2 separate regions of the Homo sapiens genome follow, and region 2 is linked to region 1. A link is a contact called in ENCODE Hi-C or POLR2A ChIA-PET data. All regions are on one chromosome and are shown on one strand. The core of a region is the stretch at or near the end of the contact, and the rest is flanking DNA. Distances in the headings are between cores, read along the strand shown.

The links. Hi-C counts contacts between places; a loop is a spot of excess contacts on that map. ChIA-PET counts read pairs that join two places held with the same protein, here RNA polymerase II (POLR2A).
Region 2: a map of OCI-LY7 shows a loop between it and region 1 (6-fold over the local background). The contact joins the enhancer-like site here to the promoter of PRKX in region 1. A Hi-C loop is called at or near these places in 1 of 168 maps with a recorded cell type or tissue (OCI-LY7). POLR2A ChIA-PET finds 5 or more read pairs at or near these places in 1 of 52 experiments (A673).

The regions. Positions count from the first base shown.
Region 1 is chrX:3,711,561-3,715,582 of GRCh38, forward strand. PRKX (protein kinase cAMP-dependent X-linked catalytic subunit) reads right to left here and starts at 2,089. Exons shown (of 9, transcript NM_005044.5): 1 at 1,528-2,089. The coding sequence starts at 1,693. RefSeq lists enhancers at 183-312, 713-1,022, 3,354-4,001 and silencers at 1,193-1,472, 1,513-1,642, 1,663-2,392.
Region 2 is chrX:3,141,120-3,145,141 of GRCh38, forward strand. No RefSeq gene overlaps it. Among named protein-coding and RNA genes, the nearest start is that of ARSF, 100 kb to the left of the region's middle. Within about 2 kb of position 1,657, at least 2 of the 41 ENCODE cell types and tissues checked have a DNase peak (open chromatin) inside an H3K27ac peak, as active enhancers do; they include OCI-LY7, where a contact is called at or near this core.

The DNA of each region.
Region 1 (4,022 bases), core at 839-3,338:
CTGGTGCTGAGTGCCAAGGAACGGCTGGACCTCATCAATTTTCCATTGTCGAGTTGTATTTCCACCTACTGTGGCGGCTGCGCCAGTCAGGGTTCCTGCCCCACCCTTCTTCCGCGCAAAACACACCCAGCTCTAAGATTAGACCAGGACAGCTTTCCGGGGGGACCAAGACAAGGGGGAAGGCAGAGAGAGAGGAGGGAGGGAGACAGAAAAACCAAGACCGGAAGGGGACAGGGAGAGAGACACCAAGAGACAGAGGAGGAGAAATGCAGAGAGACTTGAACAGAGACAGAAAGAGGGAGAGAGAAGAGAAACAGAGAAAAGAGAGAGAGAATGAGATAAAGAGGAGGAGGGAGGGAGAGGAGAAAGAGAGAGGGCCTCCTCCCACTCTGTCCTTCCAAATTCAGGCTTTCCTCGTGGGCCCTTCCTCAAGGTCTAAGTGGCAAAGAGGTCACTGAAGGAAGCTAAGTCCCCTCTTCCTCAGCGGTTCTAAAGGCCCCACTGGCTATGCCCGCTGGTCTTCCTAAGTCATAAGCTATGGCCTCGAGCCCTTGGGCTTCCCAGCCCAGCTTCCTCCTTTCCAAAATGAGGACAAACAGGAGTTAGAGGGCCTGAGAGCCGACGCCTCACCAACACACCCAGGACAGCCCCCTCTACTCTCCCATTTATTTTCTTGACAGCCAACACCCCACTTAGCCATACGGAGTCCCTAAGTGGCACAGGCGGGCCGATGACAACTGTTTAAATCCAGCGCCCACGTTCAGTTGGGATATTCTGACCCACTCAGGGCTGCTCCATAAAGCAGCGCGTGTCCGGATGCAAGAGCACCGAGAACTCGAAACCTCTCTGTCAAGCTGCCCATTCGGGGTTAAGTTCAAAGACAGAGGACAAAGGAAACGGATAAAGCGTCCGATACAAGAATTACCCATTTCAGAGGCACAAGACGAAGAGCACAGGCGGTGTCAGGACATGTTAGGATCCGTCCCCAGCGCTGCCGTCCTCGTCCCCACAGCGCCCCGGGACACCTGTCCCCCACAGCCCAGCTGCTCCTGCAGCCCCTGGAGAAATCTGTACATTCCCTGCCTCTGGGCACACAGGGAGGCTGGCCTAGGGGAGGCCTGCAGGGGTCTTCGCACCCCGCGCCAGTGTCCCTGGGGCCGCTGCCAGGGAGGGAGCACGAGGTCCCCCAGGCGAGGTGACCCGCAGGAGGTTTTGTGACGTCGGACGGCCCAGGCCCCAGAGTGCTGTGTGTGCTGGGGGTGGAGGGTGGTCTCCGAGAGGAGCCGTCGGCATTTCAGGTTAGGCACCCGGCCGGTCGGGGGTACTTGCCTGGGCTGGGGGGCTGGGGAGTGCGCTCCACCCGGGAAGACCCGGGGCGCAGGTGCAGCCCCGCACGGGGACTCCGAGCCGAAGTAGCGGGTCAGGGCCCTCCCCAGGAGGTCGGCACCCAGGGCCCTTTGTCCTACTACAACGTCCCGGCCACGCCGCGCGCCCCTGTGGGCCGAGTCCCCGCCCGCACTCACTCACCCACGGTGGCCAGCGTGTCAAAGTCCTGCAGGCTGTACACAGGCGGCTCCGGCGACAGCGCCTCAGGGCTGGGGCAGAGCGCGGGCGCCCCGTCGGGGGTCTCCTCCGCCACCTTGCGGGAGTCGCTCTCCGCCGCGGCCGCCTGGGCCAGCCCGGGCGCCTCCATGGGGACGCACTCAGGTCCGGGGCACCGGGCCAGGCCGGAGCGCTCGGGGAGCCGGGCTTCCCGGGACGCAGCCTCGGAGGGCGGCGCGGCGGCGGCATCAACAGAGGCTCCCCATGCGCGCTCTCGCCTCCTGGTGCGCGGTCCGGCGCGGCTGACGGAGCGACGGGGACAATGGCTGGGCGGCGCTCACGGCACAAGCAGCAACGGCCCCGAGTGGGAGCAGCCGCCGGCCTCGGGGGGCGGGCACCGAGTGCGGGACGACTGCGGGGAAGGCGGGGGCCGCGGCCCGGGCTGGGGGGGGCGAGGCGGGGGCCCTGCGCATTCCGGGTCTCGCGCCCGCCGCCTCCTCCAGCTCGGTAGCCGCGTGCGCGCTGTTGGGGCGGGCGGAAGCCGCCTGGGCGTGACCGCGCCTCTCCCCGCCCTAACCCGGCCGCGGGGCTGGGGGCGTCGCCTTCGCGCGCGCTCCGCCCCCGCCCCGACCCAGCCCAGGAGCCGGAGACCCGGGCGTGCGGCGCTGGGGAGGTGCCCACGCCCCCTCCGCGCCCGGGGCACCCCTGGGGTGGGACCCAGGCTGACTTCTCCTCGGGGACGCACTGGCGGGCCACCCGCGTCGCTGCACCCAAGCCCGGAAGATGGGGAGGCGAGGGGGCCCGGGGACAGGGAGGGCGTAGCTCAGCAGAAGTGAAGTTCAAAACTAAAAAGTGAAACTGGCGTTTGGTGAAGAGAGGGGCTCGGATTAGCCCGGCTAATTTTTGTATTTTCTCAGTAGAGACAGGGTTTCACCATGTTGGCCAGGCTGGTCTGGAACTCCTGAGCACAAGTGAACCGCCTGCCTCGTTCTCCCAAAGTGCTGGGACTACAGGTATAAGCCACCACGCCCAGCCTCTGATTGGCTTTAAGTCATAGAAAATAGGATTGCTCAGCTGGCAATCTGCATACAGATCCCCTCTGCCCTCCCCCCAAAAAGTTCAGTACTCCTGCGGGTGCTTGTTTGGGACCTGAGAGAATTTGGAATGAGGGCGGATCCCCAAGAGGGGCTGCCGGGTCTTCGGGATGAGTTCAGCGTCCTGGTTTTGCTGTAGGACTCTGGTGATTCTAGATTTCTACTTGGAAGGGGCGGGGAAGGGCGGGCTCGACCCTGTGCGTTTCTTTGCAGCTTCCTGTGGATCTAGAATTCTTTACAAATAAACATTCCTTTAAAAAACTAGGGAAAGACAGATTTGAGAGATCGCCCGACCAAATGTAGTGCGTGAAACTTGATTGGTCACTGTTTCAAACACCCCGGCGACAACCCTATAAAGAATTGTGCAGAGGCATTTCAATTTCAGAAACCCCAAAGATTTTTTTTTCCTGGCTTAAGTGTGGCTCAGGCAATAGTTGGACATACTTATATTTAAAACCCATATCCGTGTGGATTTGAAATGCAAATATAGCTAGATATTTGGTCACCCCTTTCCCCAGGGAAATGCAGACAGTGCTTAACTTGCGGGCCTGGCACGGCCTGGACGCTGCGCCCCTGACCCGCGACCAGGGCGGCCCAGGCTGCCGGTTCGCCGACCACAGTTTGAGCAGCAAGGGGTCAAACTGCAAACGCCTTTGTTTTGAGGGATCTCAGCGATTCTGCGATTGGAGGGGGTCTCCAGTCCCTCAGTCCGCAGGTCAGGGGGGCTTTCCGAGAGCCAAAGCGGCCTCTAAGTCAGAACGGACACATTTTTAGGGGGACCAGGCCGAGCCATCCTTCCACAGCTAACGGGGAGGGGGAGTCAGGAAGTCTGAACCTGGCTCAGGCTTTGGATTTCTGGCCCCTGGCTGCCAGCCTCGCCCAGCCTCCACCTGCATTTTGTGGGTGGCATTTCCCCCCGGGGGTGACACCCGCTCCCTATGCTCTGCAAAATCCTGAGCTGGAATGCAAAACATATGCGACACCAGCAGGCCCCTGCCATCCCCTGAGCCTGGTTAGGACAGGTCACGGCCCTGCCAAGCTTCACCAGCAAGCCGCGCAATCCCTTGATCCTGGTTAGGACAGGAAACGGCCCTGCCAAGCCCTGCCTGGCCGAGGGGTTCAGGGCCAGCAAGGAACGCGCACTCAGGAAAAGTTCGTGTCTCCCCGCGGAACGCGCGCCCTCTCCACTAGGGCCTGACCTTGGAAATGCAAGGCTGCGGCCTCATAAAGTCCTTTTAATCAAGGCCCGGGTTTCACACCCAATTAAGCAGATGTCCTTGCCTGCAAATTGCACGCAGGAAGAAGAACGTGGCACAGATTTGCAGCGTTAAACTCTGCTTGAGCTGCTGGTTGGTCTGATTCCACCGAACCCACCCTGAACTTGAC
Region 2 (4,022 bases), core at 407-2,906, 570 kb before region 1:
ACAAAGACTGGGGTTTTCATTTGTAAAGACTGTTAACTAATGTGCTCTTGAATTCCGTCATCCCTGCTGCCCAGATCTCCTGCACTGCCAAAAATTTAGCCAGAAAATCCGTGCGAGTCATCCTGCTAGTCTCCATAGACTAGAAATAAAAGTTAACTTGTTCCAAAACTTTTCTAATTAGATTGATTGAATTGTACTGTGCCTCAAAGTCATTTCTTTTCCAGCTCATTAAGCTCATCCTATAAAAACATATGACATTGTTCATATTCATTGCAAGTGGATTAATTATCCAGTATGAATTGTAGGTTCCAAATGCATTGAATCATATCATCATGGTGGGTGTAGTTTTTTAAAATCACTTCCAAAAGAGAGACATTTATTTTTGTCGGTTTCTTTGAGCCTCTCCTCATCTAAATGCTGTAAAGACAGAAAAAAATCCCGACACAATTTTTATAACTAGTGTAAGTATGTTGATAAATCCCACGATAATTCCCTCCACTGTTATTAGTTAAGAATTAAACTTTGTTATGCAAATGAATCAATATTGAGACATACATGTCAAATAGGGAACAAAATGTCTTAAAACTTATTTTTTCTGCAGAGTTTTCTTTTTCCAAAGTGTACAAAAGTCTATCATTCTTGGATGTTTTCTTAAGTTTATTAATAACTTTGAACACCACCTTTATCGATTTTTAGAATTGTTAACCAGGATTTCTTGACAAACAGGTTATGCTGATTTGAATCAGGCCATCAATTGAAAAAAATGCCTAAAGTTTTAATATTTAAGTGTGCTGAAATAAACTGGTGTCACCCTAAGTAACAGAGAAAGCCTCTGTAAAAGAAAAGATATTTATTTGGGAATGTAGCATTGCAGTGGAAATTCGCATGCCATAGGAAACTATGTGCATATTTGGTGGGGGAAGGAAGACAAAGATTTTTTGTAAGAGAAGTATTACTTAATTGTTTTGAAATAATTATCTGTGGCTACAAAGATCGATAACAAAGATGGGACAGGCACGGTGGCTCACACCTATAGTCCCAGCACTTTGGGAAGCCAAGGCAGGAGGATTACGTGAGCCCAGGAGTTCAAGATCAGCCAGGGCAATATAGTGAGACCCTGTCTCTACAAAAAAAAAAAAAAGAAAAGAAAAGAAAGGAAAGAAACAAAGACAGGAAAGAAAGAAACAAGCAAAAAATAACAAAGAAAGGAGAGACAAAAAAGAAAGAAAGAGAAGAAAGAAGAAGAAAGGAGAAGAAGAAGAAGGAGGAGGAGGAGGAAGAAGAAGGAGGAGGAGGTGGGGGAGGAAGAGGAAGGAGGGAAAAAGACAAAGAAAGGAGAGAAAGAAAAAGAAAGAAAGAAAAGAAAAAGAAAGAAAGGAAAAAAATAGAAGGAAAGAGGACAGACAGAGAAAAAAAAGAAAGAAAAAGAAAGACAAGGGTGAAAAAGGAAGTGTGTCTTTCTCAGGAGAGTAACAGGAAGTGTGTCCTGCACAGGACAAGAATAGAAATTGTGTGCTGCACAGGGTAGGAACAGTAAGTGTGTCCTGCGAAGAAGAGACACAGGAAGCGTGTCTCACAAAGAGGAGGAACAGGAAGTGTGTTCTGTACAGGGAGAAACAAGAAGTGTATCCTGCACAAGAGAGGAACAGAAAGTGTGTGCTGCACAGGGGAGAAATAGGAAGTGTGTCCTGCACAAGGGCGACACAGGAAATGTGTCCAGTGCAGGGGAGACACAGGAAGTGTTTCCTGAAAAGGGGAGGTATAGGAAGTGTGTCCTGAACAAAGGATGAACAGAAGGTGTGTCCTGTACAGGAGAGGAACAGAAAGTGTGTGCTTCACTGATAGGAGTAAGAAGTGTGTCCTGCAAAAACGAAGTGCAGGAGGTGTGTCCTGCACAGGGAAAGAACAGGAAATTTGTCATGCACAGGAGAGACACAAAAAGTGCATCCTACACAGGGGAGAAACAGGAAGAGTGAGTCTCATGAGAGTAACAGGAAGTGTGTCCTGCACAGGGGAGATAAGGAAGTGTGTCCTTCACACGGGAGACACAGGAAGTGTGTCCTGCACAGAGGAGGAACAGGAAGTGTATCCTTCACAGGGGAGATACAGGAAGTGTGTCCTGCACAGAGTGGGACCAAGAAGTGTGTCTCAGGAGAGTAACAGGAAGTGAGTCCTTCACAGGAAAGACACAGGAAGTGTGTCTTGCACAGGGGAGGTACAGGAAGTGTGTCTGTCTCAGGAGAGTAACAAGAAGTCTGTCCTGCAGAGGGAAGGAACAGAAAGTGTGTCTGCCTTAGGAGAGTAACAAGAAGTCTGTCCTGCAGAGGGAAGGAACAGAAAGTGTATGTTCCACAGGGGAGGAACAGGAAGTGTGTCCTGCAAGGGGAGACACGGAACGTGTGTCCTGCACAGGGCAGGAACGGGAAGTGTGTCTTGCACAGAGGATAAACAGGATGTTTCTCCTGCACATGGGAGTCACAAGAAGTGTGTCCTGCACAGAAAAGAAACAGGAAGTGTATGCCATACAGGGGAGAAAGAGGAAATTTGTTTTTTACAGAAGAGAAATAGAAAGTGTATTCTGCACAGGGGAGGAACAGAAAATGTGTCCTTCACAGGGGGACACAGGAAGTGTGTCCTGCACAGGGGAGGAACAGAAAGTTTGTCCCTTACAGGAGAGAAAAAGGTAGTGGCCCATGTTGGTCTCGAACTCCTGACTCAAGGGATCCTCCAGCCTTGGCCTCCCAAAATGCAGGAATTACAGGCATAAGCCACTGTTCCTGACCCTCAGATCATTTCTTTATGGCCAGTTTTTACTTGGAAAGGCAGGTGGAGGGAATTAGAGTTATATTTTTAGGTTTTATGCTTGGCTTTGGGGAAAAGGGGGTCTTGTTTCTAGGACTCGCCTTGGGGAGGAGGGTTTCTAATTTCTACCGTGCCTTGGGTCAGAGTGGGACTGAGATACTCAAGATGGCGAGTAAAGTGATGTCTGATCGTCCTCACTGCTACACTCCTACCAGCGCCATGACAGTTTACAAATGCCATGGCAACGTCAGGTAGTTACCCCATACAGTGGAAAAAGAGGAGACAGGAATAATCCACCCCTTGTTTAGCATATCATCAAGAAATAACCATAAAAATGGGCAACCAGCAGCCCTCAGGGCTATTCTTGTCTATGGAGTAGCCGTTCTTTTGTTCCTTTACTTTCGTAATAAACTTGCTTTCACTTTACTCTATAGACTCGCCCCGAATTCTTTCTTGCGCCAGATCCAAGAACCCTCTCTTGGGGTCTGTTTCCTGGACCCCTTTCCTGTAACAATATTTGTTCAAAATAAATCTCTTCAAATATTTTACAGACTTTGACTCTTTTCATTGACATTCCTGTGAGTCAGGGGTGAGAAAAATAATGACGTTTTTGGGAAGAGAGAAAAAACCTGTACCTGATGGAACACAAGGATTTGTTTTCTCTCTCATCCTGGGCCCGTTGGCTTTTTAAGTATAGCTACCCCAGGTATTTGTGCGTGCTCTCTCTCTCTCTCCTTTTCTTTCTCTCTCTCTCATACACATTCCCCCCTTTTCCTTCCCCCCTTCCTTTTTCCCTCTCTTTTCTCTACCTGTCTTCCTCCCTTGTCTCTCCTTACTTTCTTTCTTCTCTCTCTCTGCTTCTCTTTTCTCCCTGGTCTCTCTCTCTCTCTCTCTCTCTCCCTCTCTTCTTCCTATCCTCTCTCTTCTCTCTCTGTCTCTAACTTTGTTTCTCATATTCTCTTCTCTCTCTCTCCACTTTTTCTCTCCTTTCTGACTTCCTTACTCTTTCTTTCCCCTCTGTCCTTCTCCTTTTCTTCCCCATCTCCTCCTCTTCCTCCTTTCTTCTCCTTCTTTCTTCTTCTCTTTCTCCTCCTTTTCTTTTCCTCTCTTGTCTTCCTCTCTCTTTCTCTTTCTCTTCTTTTCCCTCTCTCTTCTCTCTGTCTCTCATTTTTCTTATTCTCTCTCTGTCTCTCTCTGTCTTCCTCTCTCCCGCTCACCTC